Linked DNA regions of Homo sapiens: region 2 is linked to region 1. The links are chromatin loops, found by intact Hi-C in ENCODE. Cell type or tissue: GM12878. All regions are shown on one strand. Each heading gives the region's core, and the rest is flanking DNA. Links, peaks and the distances in the headings are about the cores only. Region 1 has its middle 230 kb from the start of LRIG3-DT. Region 2 has its middle 240 kb from the start of LINC02388.

The links. Peaks named below come from ENCODE experiments on the same cell type or tissue, not always from the same donor. Only the 100,000 strongest peaks of a DNase experiment are listed, where the experiment ranks them.
Region 2: a loop joins it to region 1, with 8 times the contacts of the local background. A loop is called at or near these places in 63 of 110 quality-filtered maps.

What each region holds. Positions count from the first base shown.
Region 1 is chr12:59,147,364-59,152,751 of GRCh38, reverse strand. No RefSeq gene overlaps it. Among named protein-coding and RNA genes, the nearest start is that of LRIG3-DT, 230 kb to the right of the region's middle. In GM12878, for the core only: a CTCF peak has its summit at 2,537 (motif pointing right); a DNase peak (open chromatin) is centred at 2,541.
Region 2 is chr12:58,538,094-58,543,481 of GRCh38, reverse strand. No RefSeq gene overlaps it. Among named protein-coding and RNA genes, the nearest start is that of LINC02388, 240 kb to the left of the region's middle. RefSeq lists enhancers at 2,743-2,912, 2,642-2,936. In GM12878, for the core only: a CTCF peak has its summit at 2,807 (motif pointing left); a DNase peak (open chromatin) is centred at 2,781.

The DNA.
Region 1 (5,388 bases), core at 181-5,180:
GGAATGAAAGGCTATGAAAAAAAAATCTAAGAAAAAGAGTGCTTTTAGAAATTAAAAGAAAATGATTGGAGGACTAATTAATTGGAAGATAAAAGTTAAAAAAATCTCAGATTTATAGAAAGATAGAACAAAATTCAAAAAGACCTAGTCAGAATCCATAACATCTAAGAAATGATCCCCCAAAAGGGTGAAAATGAACAAATTTTAAAATACAAGGCAAGTTTAATAACTTAATGTTAGTTTTAAGTTAAAAAAAAAAGAAACAGTGTTCATAGCTGAAGTTTCCCAGTGTTCTGGAATATGCTGAACAATGATAAGGTACCTTAATAGGGTTTTCACAAAGTACAGAATGGACTCAAATGAGGTTGTCATCAACTCTATCCTGGAATTTTTCAGGGTCACCAAATAACATATAAGTAGACTACTAGAATATGACTGAGAATTCAGGATTAGAAGAGACAGAAGTAAGTGATTCTAGAAAAAGGGAATAGCACACGCAAAACTCTGGTGTGGACAAATGCAAACTGCCTGCTGTCCTATGGTAATCTTCGGAATCTGTAATAAGCACCAGCTCATCAGGACAGATGTAGCAATCAATTCGGACAGATACCAGCTCTTCACAACCAATACAGCCATACCTGACTAAGTGTCATCCCTGCTGTCACTGAGAGAGAAGGGCAAGTTCTTTAGTTTAAGAAGAACAAAAAGGATGAATAAAGGAAGCAAAAAAAAAAAAGATGAGGTAGATTTGCTGTTTTAAGGCATACGGTTTATGGAGTGAGAAGACCTACTGTGCTATAAATTCCTGCCCTTTGTCCTCCAGAGTCTATCCTTTGTCTATGTATACATGTGTGTGGCGGGGGAGGGGGGAGCCTGGAAGAGGAAGATGAATTAAATATATATTTGATTTTAAGCTCAAGATAAAGCTTAATATGTTTGTACTTCTGGGCAAATGCATTGTTACTTTCTGGGCAAAGACTTCATTTTAAGGCAATAGAGGGCTGATTGACCTTTCAGTGGAGGAGGTTTTCATGGTAAAGTCTCAGGGTTTCTTGAATACCAGAGGGGGCAAGAGAAGAGTTAAGGGTTATAAGGAGACAGGGGGTACTGAAAACAAAGATTCATTAAAAGCTCACCTTGGTTCAGGTACTATAACCTAGGACATACAGATATGGATTACTGGGATGATAAACAAGAAAAAAAACTGAATTCATAAGAGCCATGAGAGGAGTAAGTTTGGAGTGATAGGAGAAAGGGGGAAAAATTAATCTATTCTTAGAAATGACTCAACCCAACAGGATCTACAAATCTAAGGAATGTAAGCTACAAGAAACCAAGAGCTTTTTTACTTCTTATTCATCTGAGAGTTGCACAAGTTAGGTTTGTTAATTTCTAATGAATTAATTGAATGGGTGATTATGCTGATTATGTTTTATTTTGAAATAGTAGTAAATTTACTATAGCCAATTTATTTTTCATATTTTGTCAAAAAATTTTGCTTAAAGTGTCTCTATTTTTCTAATTTAAATTCATGCCAGGTGCAGTGGCTCACACCTGTAATCCCAGCACTTTGGAAGGCCAAGACAAGTGGGTCATTTGAAGTCAGAAGTTCAAGACCAGCCTGGCCAACATGGTGAAACCATGTCTCTACTAAAAATACAAAAAAAATTAGCCGGGTGGTAGTGGTGCATGCCTGTAATCCCAGCTACCCGGGAAGCTGAGGCAGGAGAATTGCTTGAGCCTGGGAGGTGGAGGTTGTGGTAAGCCAAGATCATGCCACTGCACTCCACTCTGGGTGACACAGTGAGACCCTGCCTCAAAAAAAAAAAATTCTCTGCTGCATGTCTCTGCTTCAGTTTGCAGAATCTCAGGCATAGTGAATAAAACTCATTCCAGTTCAGGAAATTCCATTTTCAGGCTGGACTCAGTGGCTCACACCTGTAATCCCAGACTTTTGGGAGGCTGAGGTAAAAGGATCTCTTGAAGCCAGTAGTTCGAGACCAGCTGGGAAATTAAACAGGACCTGTCTTTCCAAAAACAAATTTAAAAATTAGCCTGGTGTGATGATGCACACCTGTAGTCCCAGCTACAAAGGAAGCTGATACAGGAGGTTCGCTTGTGGCTAGGAACTTGAGGCCACTGCACTCCAACCCAGGCAACAGAGAGACCTGTCTCTGAAAGAAGAAGAAGAAGAAATAAATTCAATTTTCAGAAAATGGCCCATTAGAAGTCTCCAATTAATGAAGTGATAAATTGAGTTGTGCATTAAAAGTTACCATAAATTTTATATTTCTTATATAGCAACATATTTCTCTAACTTAGTAATTAGTCTATTGATTTGTTCATAAATGAAATTTGAGACACAAGCAAGGTGAGTTGTTACATGTTAAATCAGTTATTATAAAATCAGGTTTTTGTCAAATTGTACTTATCTAAAAGTAAATAAATAATTAGCTGATCCTTCACACAGTGTTTTCCAATGTCCTCATTACTGTCTTCTGCACAAACCACTAGGGGGCAAGACAGTCTAACATATTAGAGTAGACCTAATTGTATCCAACAGAGGGCAGTAATACACAAACTAGGGAGACAAGTCAATTACATTACATTTCAGCCATTCGCATCTGCCATTTCCTCTGGGGATTATAAGAGGGAGGGAAGAAAGGAAGGAAGGAAGGAAGAAAGGAAGGAAGAAAGCAAGGAAGGGAGGGAGGGAACAACCCTCTCAATAAACAATTCATTGGCTGACTTTTCTGAAATTGTTAAACAAGTGAATTTAATAAACAATTTTTTCTAGATTTAAATAATTTAACTTTGAAGTGAAAAACCATAAGTTAGAAGATAAGTGTTAACAAATAGAAACAATAAAATGTGAAAATCATTTCCAATGAAAGGGAGCAAGTGTTAACAATTTTATTTTTATGGGCAAATGCAATATCATGTTACTTTTAAAGGATAAGTAGTGAATCAACAGCATAAATAATTATTTATTAGACAAAAAACAAGAGCTGAGTATCAGTGAAGTGTTAGACATTCAAAGTCATAGTCAAGGGATTAGCAATGTCTCATAAACATCTTGAAGAAGAAACCTCGGTTATGGGGAAAAGTCAAGAGTCAGAAAGCCTGGGTTTATTACTGACTATAGTATCTGATGGCTGTATGATAAGTGGTAGGTTGGTCAATCTACACAGGCTTCAGTTGCCTCATGCAAAGTTACAGAACTTGTAACGTAAATGGTTTCCCAACCTGGCTGCTCATAGAGGAAACCTTGCATTGTCATTCTCCATACCTTGTGAATTAGCACTGACTCTCCAGGAATGAAACTCAGCAACATCTATACATACATATACATATGATACAATTTAAGATCATATTATACACACATGCAATTCTAGATAATTCTGATGGTCTGTCATTATTATAACTATTGGGCTAAATGATGGTTAAGATTTATATTTTCTCTATAAAATTCTGAGTTGATGACTATTTGTGCATAATTACAACTAGTATTTTAGGATATAAGATATTTTTCTCACCCAGCACTAAACACATACACACACCAAAAACTCCATCACATTAAAAAAAACAAATAGAACTTGACAGAGTTCAAGATGTGCTATCCTAAAATGTGGCACCTTGACATATGGAATATTTTAAGTTGAAGGAATTTGTGAAATAGATATGCAGGAAGATATCTCTGACTTCTCCTTCACTTCTCCCCTAGAGAAGGTCATAGGGCTTCATGTGAGAGGTGGCTTCTCAATACCTAGAGGAAAGGAGCATCCTTACCTCCAAAGACACAGATCACAGGGACACCAAGAGGAATCTGAACAAAAAGGCCCAAGTTCCCCTGGTTTATTACCCTTAACTCATACTCTTTCTTCCTTCTTTCCTTCCTTCCTTCTTTCCTTCCTTTTTTCTTTCTTTCTTCCTGCTCTTTTTTTTTGCCTTATGCTTTTCCATGATTCTCTATTCTTCCTCAAACCTATTTAAAACACTTCCTCAAATCTATTTAAAAACACTCAGGTTTAATTGTTTTTTTCAGTCTTCACTTCTTTATGAAGGCTCCTGTGTCATGTAAAAAATAATATTAAATAAATGTGTATGCTTTTCTCTTGTTAATCTGTCTTTTGTTATAGGGGCCCCAGCCAATGAACCTATGATGGGTTAGAAGGAAAATGTATTTTTTTTCCTCCCCAACAAATTAAAAAATAAATCAATTAGAAGACAAAGTTTCCAAGAGTTCCATTGAAACACTGGCACTTTTTCATTTCTCCTCAGAACTTTCTTTCTTTTTTTTTTAACTGAATAGTTGTCATTATTACTTTTGATGTGATGTGGCTGCAACTGATTATATGCATAAACACCTTGACATTACTATTATTGTTGTTGTTGTTATATCTTGTATTAGTCCGTTCTCATGCTGCCAATAAAGACATATCTGAGACTGGGTAATTTATAAAGGAAAGAGGTTTAATTGACTCACAGTTCCGCATGGCTCTAGAAGCCTCAGAAAACTTACAATCATGGTGGAAGGAGAAGCAAACACGTCCTTCTTCAAATGGCAACCAAGGAGAAGTGGTGAGCAAAGGGGGAAAAGCACTTAACCATCAGATCTCATGAGAACTCACTCACTATCACAAAAACAGCATGAGGGTCACCACCCCTGTGATTAAATTACCTCCCACTGGGTTCCTCCCATGACATGTGGGGATTATGGAAACTAAAATTCAAGATGAGATGTGAGAGGGGACACAACCAAAGCATATCATAACTTGAATATGTAATGACTAATCACCTCGGGAACAACTTCATTACATATAGTCTGACTCCAGAGAAAGTTGAAGAATTTCTCTCCTGTGAATTATGATGGCATCAGTACAATTGAAATCCTGCTTTAGGAAAAAGCCAGAAAGAAACAAACTTAGCCCAGTAGTAATATATGAAAAAAACTGAAATGAATTCTTTTTTTTTTTTTTTTGGAAGTAATAATCTTTTTTTTTTTTTGATACTTTAAGTTTTAGGGTACAGGTGCACAATGTGCAGGTTAGTTACGTAAGTATACATGTGCCATGCTGGTGTGCTGCACCCACTAACTCGTCATCTAGCATTAGGTATATCTCCCAATGCTATCCCTCCCCCTCCCCCCACCCCACAACAGTCCCCAGAGTGTGATGTTCTTCTTCCTGTGTCCATGTATTCTCATTGTTCAATTCCCACATATGAGTGAGAATATGCGGTGTTTGGTTTTTTGTTCTTGCGATAGTTTACTGAGAATGATGATTTCCAATTTCATCCATGTCCCTACAAAGAACATGAACTCATCAGTTTTTATGGCTGCATAGTATTCCATGGTGTATATGTGACACATTTTCTTAATCCAGTCTA
Region 2 (5,388 bases), core at 94-5,093, 610 kb after region 1:
ACATCAAAGCACAGCACATTTTCTAACCTTGTTTATGATACAGAGACATTTGTTCACATGTTTTCCTACTGACCCTCTCCCCACTATTACCCTATTGTCCTGCCACATCCCCTTCTCCGAGATGGTAGAGATAATGATCAATAAATACTGAGGGAACTCAGAGACCGGTGCTGGCCCGAGTCCTCCGTATGCTGAGCGCGGTCCCCTGGGCCCACTTTTCTTTCTCTACACTTTGTCTCTTGTGTCTCTTTCTTTTCTCAGTCTCTCATCCCACCCGATGAGAAAAGCCCACAGGTGTGGAGGGTCAGGCCACCCCTTCATCAATCAATTCTTTCTCCCACCCTACTTCTAACTCCCTCTTTGCCCTACCTCTCACTCCATAACGGGTCTACCCAATGCCTGAGGCTTACTCCATTCTGAGGCCTCATCTTGTCTTTGGGCCTTAGGTAAATATTGAGTGAGATGGTCAGTTGGGGTTAGAATGCCAAGTGACCTCAATATTTAGTAGTTTAAAATTTTTAATGTTAAGGAGTGTCTAAAAAATACTATATAAAACTGTCATGGCATCAAAAGCTGTACCCTTCAAAATGGTAGCATTAAATGGGCTATGTCCAATTGTCATGTACCTGTTACTGAGGGCTCTTGCTTTCTACTGGGTTCATGTTTTCACCATCAATGACCAATAAGGACAATGACCAACATTAGTAATGTTTTCATCATCAATGACCAACAAAATGATCAAAGAAGACAAGAAATTTAATCTTGTACCTGGTTTGGGGGAGGTCCTGGCAATTTTTAATTGGCTTCCTATTGGTCAGCAATTCTAAACTGGTACAAATTTAATCAGGCCTTTGGCTTACAGAAAGTATCATCTATTTTAGAACATCAGAGCAATTGAGGATGATTTCGTTTTGGTTTTTGTTTCTTTATCATAAAATAAAGAATGCACTATTCCCTTTTATGAGCCCTTACTCCACACAAATGCACCTTCATCTGAAGTCTTGAAAAGAAAGCATTGGCTTTACGATAGAAGACCTGCTATGATACCTAATTGATGAAGTTACACACCATTCCCCACCCTTGTATCTCTTGATCCTTCTCTCCTCTGGGCCTCATTTTTGGTTGTGTAATTGCATCCTGTCTTCCATAATTTCCAGATTCCCTTCCCTAATCTTCTTTTAACCACTCAGTGTAGCACCAGGTCATTAGCTCTTTGCTAATCTCCTCTGATGCATATTGACATGCCCTTCCCTTCATCTTTTCAAACATATCTTTTTTTTTTTTCTTTTTGTGAGAGAATCACATTCTTTGTCCAGGCTAGAGGCCAGTGTCTGGAATTACAGGAATCAGCCACACATGGCTACTTTTATTATTATTATTATTATTATTATTATTATTGTTATTATTATTATTATTATTTTAGAGGTGGGGTCTCACTATGCTGTCCAGGGTGGTCTCAAACTCCTGGTCTCAAGTGATCCTCCAGCCTCAGTCTCCTGAGTCACTAGGATTACAGGCATGAGCCATAGCACTTGCCAATATCTTCTCATGTTCTTTGCTCACCTCTTTAGCCCTCTTCCTATACCTAAGAGCATAAGCCCAGGACCTTTTTGGCCTCCTAAGGTTTAAATTTCCATTTTTTTTCAAATATTTTTGATATTTTCCTGAGCTTTCAGAAAACTAGTCACTGTTTCTTCTGCCCTGGGTTTATTCTAATTTTTACTTCCATTTTAGCTTTCATTTATTCAACAAAATGATTCCTACTGTGTGCAGAATTCTGCCTATACAATTTCCATACCAACTATATCAACAACAGATTCCTATGCATCATCCATATCTAAACTTGCCATTTCTTGATTCTTGACATACATTTTCTGGGTACAAGGTAAAAGTTATGGGAAGAAAGCCCTTCCTACAGTTACAATAGATATTTCAATTCCCTGGAACATAGCTCTGTTAATGTAGCAAGTATGTCAGGAATGTGTGAAGTTAACACTGTGCATGCAGTGTTCCCTCTTGCTGCTGAAAGAATGGGAAATTTGGGGGAGCTGAGCGAGGAAATTCATCCTGAAATGACAGGCACAACTCCACAAATTCTTTCAGAACAACCATTCCTCTATAATAGAATATAACGCTGATTGAGCTTCAAAGGCCAAAACAATGACAAAAATAATCGATATAATATCTTAATTTCATTAAAAATTACCTAAATCTGTGATTGCTAGATTGCTTTTCCAATTTCAGTCATGTAGCTCCTGTGAGCATAGCGGAGGACAGTTTTTAATAAAAGGCTTAAGAGAAAAGGAAAGAAGGAAAACAATCCAAGCAAGAGAAAAAGTTAAGGACTATGAAATCTGGTTATAGTTTATGCTGACAGATCTTTATTTTGGATTGTGCTGCATTGACTTGTATGACAGATGTAGTTTACGATTGTCTCCATTTAGGAGATTTTTATTCTCTCTTTAAGAGTGTGAGCAGCTAAGCTAATTGCTTTTGCAATTCAAGAAGAGGAATGTTTAGGTCAGATCTCCAAAATAACTCTGAAATTCAAAAAATAGAAAGCATAAAACATAAAAACCTACCTCACTAAAAGGACAATTTGGGGTGCAGGCAGGAACACTTTGTACTTTTGCTGAGTTCAGAAAAAAATCATTTAGAGGGCAACTATGAAGTGCAGTAGTGAACCAGCAGCTTAGTTAACTTGCTGGCTGGAGGGCACGCCTGCTCTTGCTGCAGCTTTTATCCTTTGCATCCCTCAACCCCAGGCCCAGAACGCCAGGCCAAAGCATTTGCGGAAGTGCTCCACTGCCATCTACAGGAGCTGTCGCACTTACACGCGATATCCTAGGTCAGGTCACACCACTCTGTACAACTTGTTTTGTGTGCTATCTTTATTAGGAGACCATAGTTAATTTTTCATTAAGAGTAATCACTCTGTGAAAAGCCTAGGTCATTGTTTAATTAGTATCAGCAATAAATGGACTAAATAACCTTAAGGGGCATATTTCTTTGTTGTAGGCAAGCTGTTTTTAAATCCAGTGCATTCGCTTTTAAATAAATAAATCAGTAATTCATCTACTGTATTGTTCACTGTCAGTGCAGGATCATACAAGCAAAAGCACTCATCTAGGAGCAGAATATTTTCCTTGCCCTAAATTTCTAAAATATTCTCCAAATAAAGGGTTCATTTTTTTTTTCAAAAACAAATAAAGTCAAGTGAATAGGATTCCTCTTTTTAAAAGAAAAGCACACTGGTATGTTTAGTATTTGAAACATGATTAGAGGTTCCTATCTCTACAGCACAGCTTACCTCAAGGAAGTTTACCTAGAGCGACTCCCCAGATGATGGTTTTGGGTTTATTCAGCAGGTGATGCCCCATGCAGAGAGCAATACTGAGTTATTCTAGAGAACAGCCTCCTACAAATGTATTTCTAGTGTTTATTTATATTGGAGCTCCCTTAGACATAGAATAAATTTTTCATGAGACCAAAGATGACCAATAAACACAGAAAAGCTCAGTATCAAATCAAACAATAACTCCCATGCTGGTTTAGATGGTATTGTCTCTCCTTCAATAGTAAGTCTGCGTGTGTGGTTTGATAAATCACAGACAACAGTATGCTTAACCATTCCAGATCCTCTCCTTTTTTCTCTGCACTAACAAACACTCTGAAGACAATGATTTTAAAGCATTTCAGAAGCACGCTTAAAACAATAAGGAAGGCACAGAAAATGTGAGATTTCTTTCCCTGATTTCCGGTTGATTGACCGCAATAGCACTGCTGACTTATTGAAAATGATATGAAAATCAAAAGGATAATTAGAGCTTATTTCTACTCGAAGCAGCAGCCTGAAATTTCCGTTGAATTTACACAAATTGGAGAAAAATCAGACTTGGCATTATCTCATCCTGAAATTTCTTGCCCATACCATGAGGGTCCATCTTCTTAGCTGGGGCTGGGGAGGTGAAGGAAGGGCTGTGACGTCATGTAGGTTTATTACTGCTGCATTCCACCATTGTTTTTCTTCCCTTTGTTTCATCTTTCTTATGTTTAAATTTATTTTATTTTGTCCTATTATTTTCATCTATGAAAGGAACTTTAAATCCTTTTTAGGATGAAGTGAGAATAAAAATAAATAGGTATATACATTTTGTTCCTGCGGTTTATGATCACCATTACACTTTCATTCTTAACCTCTCTCTAGAATCCTGTGGATCTGTCCAAATGGACAAGACCAATGTCGTCGATTATGAGCCCAGGAACTGGCTGTGACTGCCCCTGTGCTCCTCACTGTGCAGTTTCCCTGCCGAGGTGGAAGGCTGTGTGTGTAGCCAGCTCACCACGTCCCCTGCACAAGGAGCTTCAGCAAGACCATCAGAAGCACAGATTCTTCATCTGTATGTTACTTCTTCGGGGCTACCATAACCAATTACCACATACCCAGTGACTTATAACAATAGAAATTTATTCTGTCACAGTTCCGGAAGCCAGAAGTCTAAAACGAAGGTGTTCTCAGGGTCATGCTCTCTCTAAAGCCTCTGGGAGAGGATCCTTCCTGGCCTCCTCTAGCTTCTGGAAATGCCAGCAATTCTTGGCCTTCCTTAACCTGCAGATGCATCACTCCCATCTCCGCCTTCACCATCACATGGCCTTCTCTTCTATGTCTCTGTCTTCACGTGATGTTTTCTCTCTGTGTCTGTATCCCACTACCTTCTTCTTAGAAGGACATTTATCCTTGGATTAGGGTCCACCCTAATCCAGTATGACCTCATCTTAACTGGATTACACCTGCAAAGACCCTACTTCCAAATAAGGTCACATTCTGAGGTACCAGGTAGGCATGAATTTTGGGGGAACTCTACTTACCTGGAGTAACAGTACCTATCTTAGCTGTGGTGACACATACGTAGTACTCTGAGTGCCACATCCTGAGCATGAATGTAATGATAGCTCTTATTAAAAACAAACTATACTTTGACTTCTCATAACTTTGTCCACAGTAATGATTTTTCCATCAGGAGTACAAACTCAAAGTGTCTTTTGTTGTTGTTTTTATTTGCGTGCGTTTCTTTTTAAAGAAATCTCTGGTTTATTTTGGATATTTTGTTTTGTTTTTATTTTCCAAAACAAAAAAGATCAAGGTGTTGTGTTTACATATACTAAGCAGGATACTTCTTTACGGAAGACAGGGAGCTTCATTACATACTTTGACACTCCCAGTGGAAAGGTGGGTTGGGTGGATGTGCGATACAGAGAGGTTAGGTTACCAGATGCCTGCTAGATGCTAGAAGTATCTCCTTTGGGACTTAGCAGTTCTTAAGTCTGAATGGCGTGGGCCCTTCTCGGAATTCCATCCACATGCACCTTCTTCTCACTTGCTTTCCT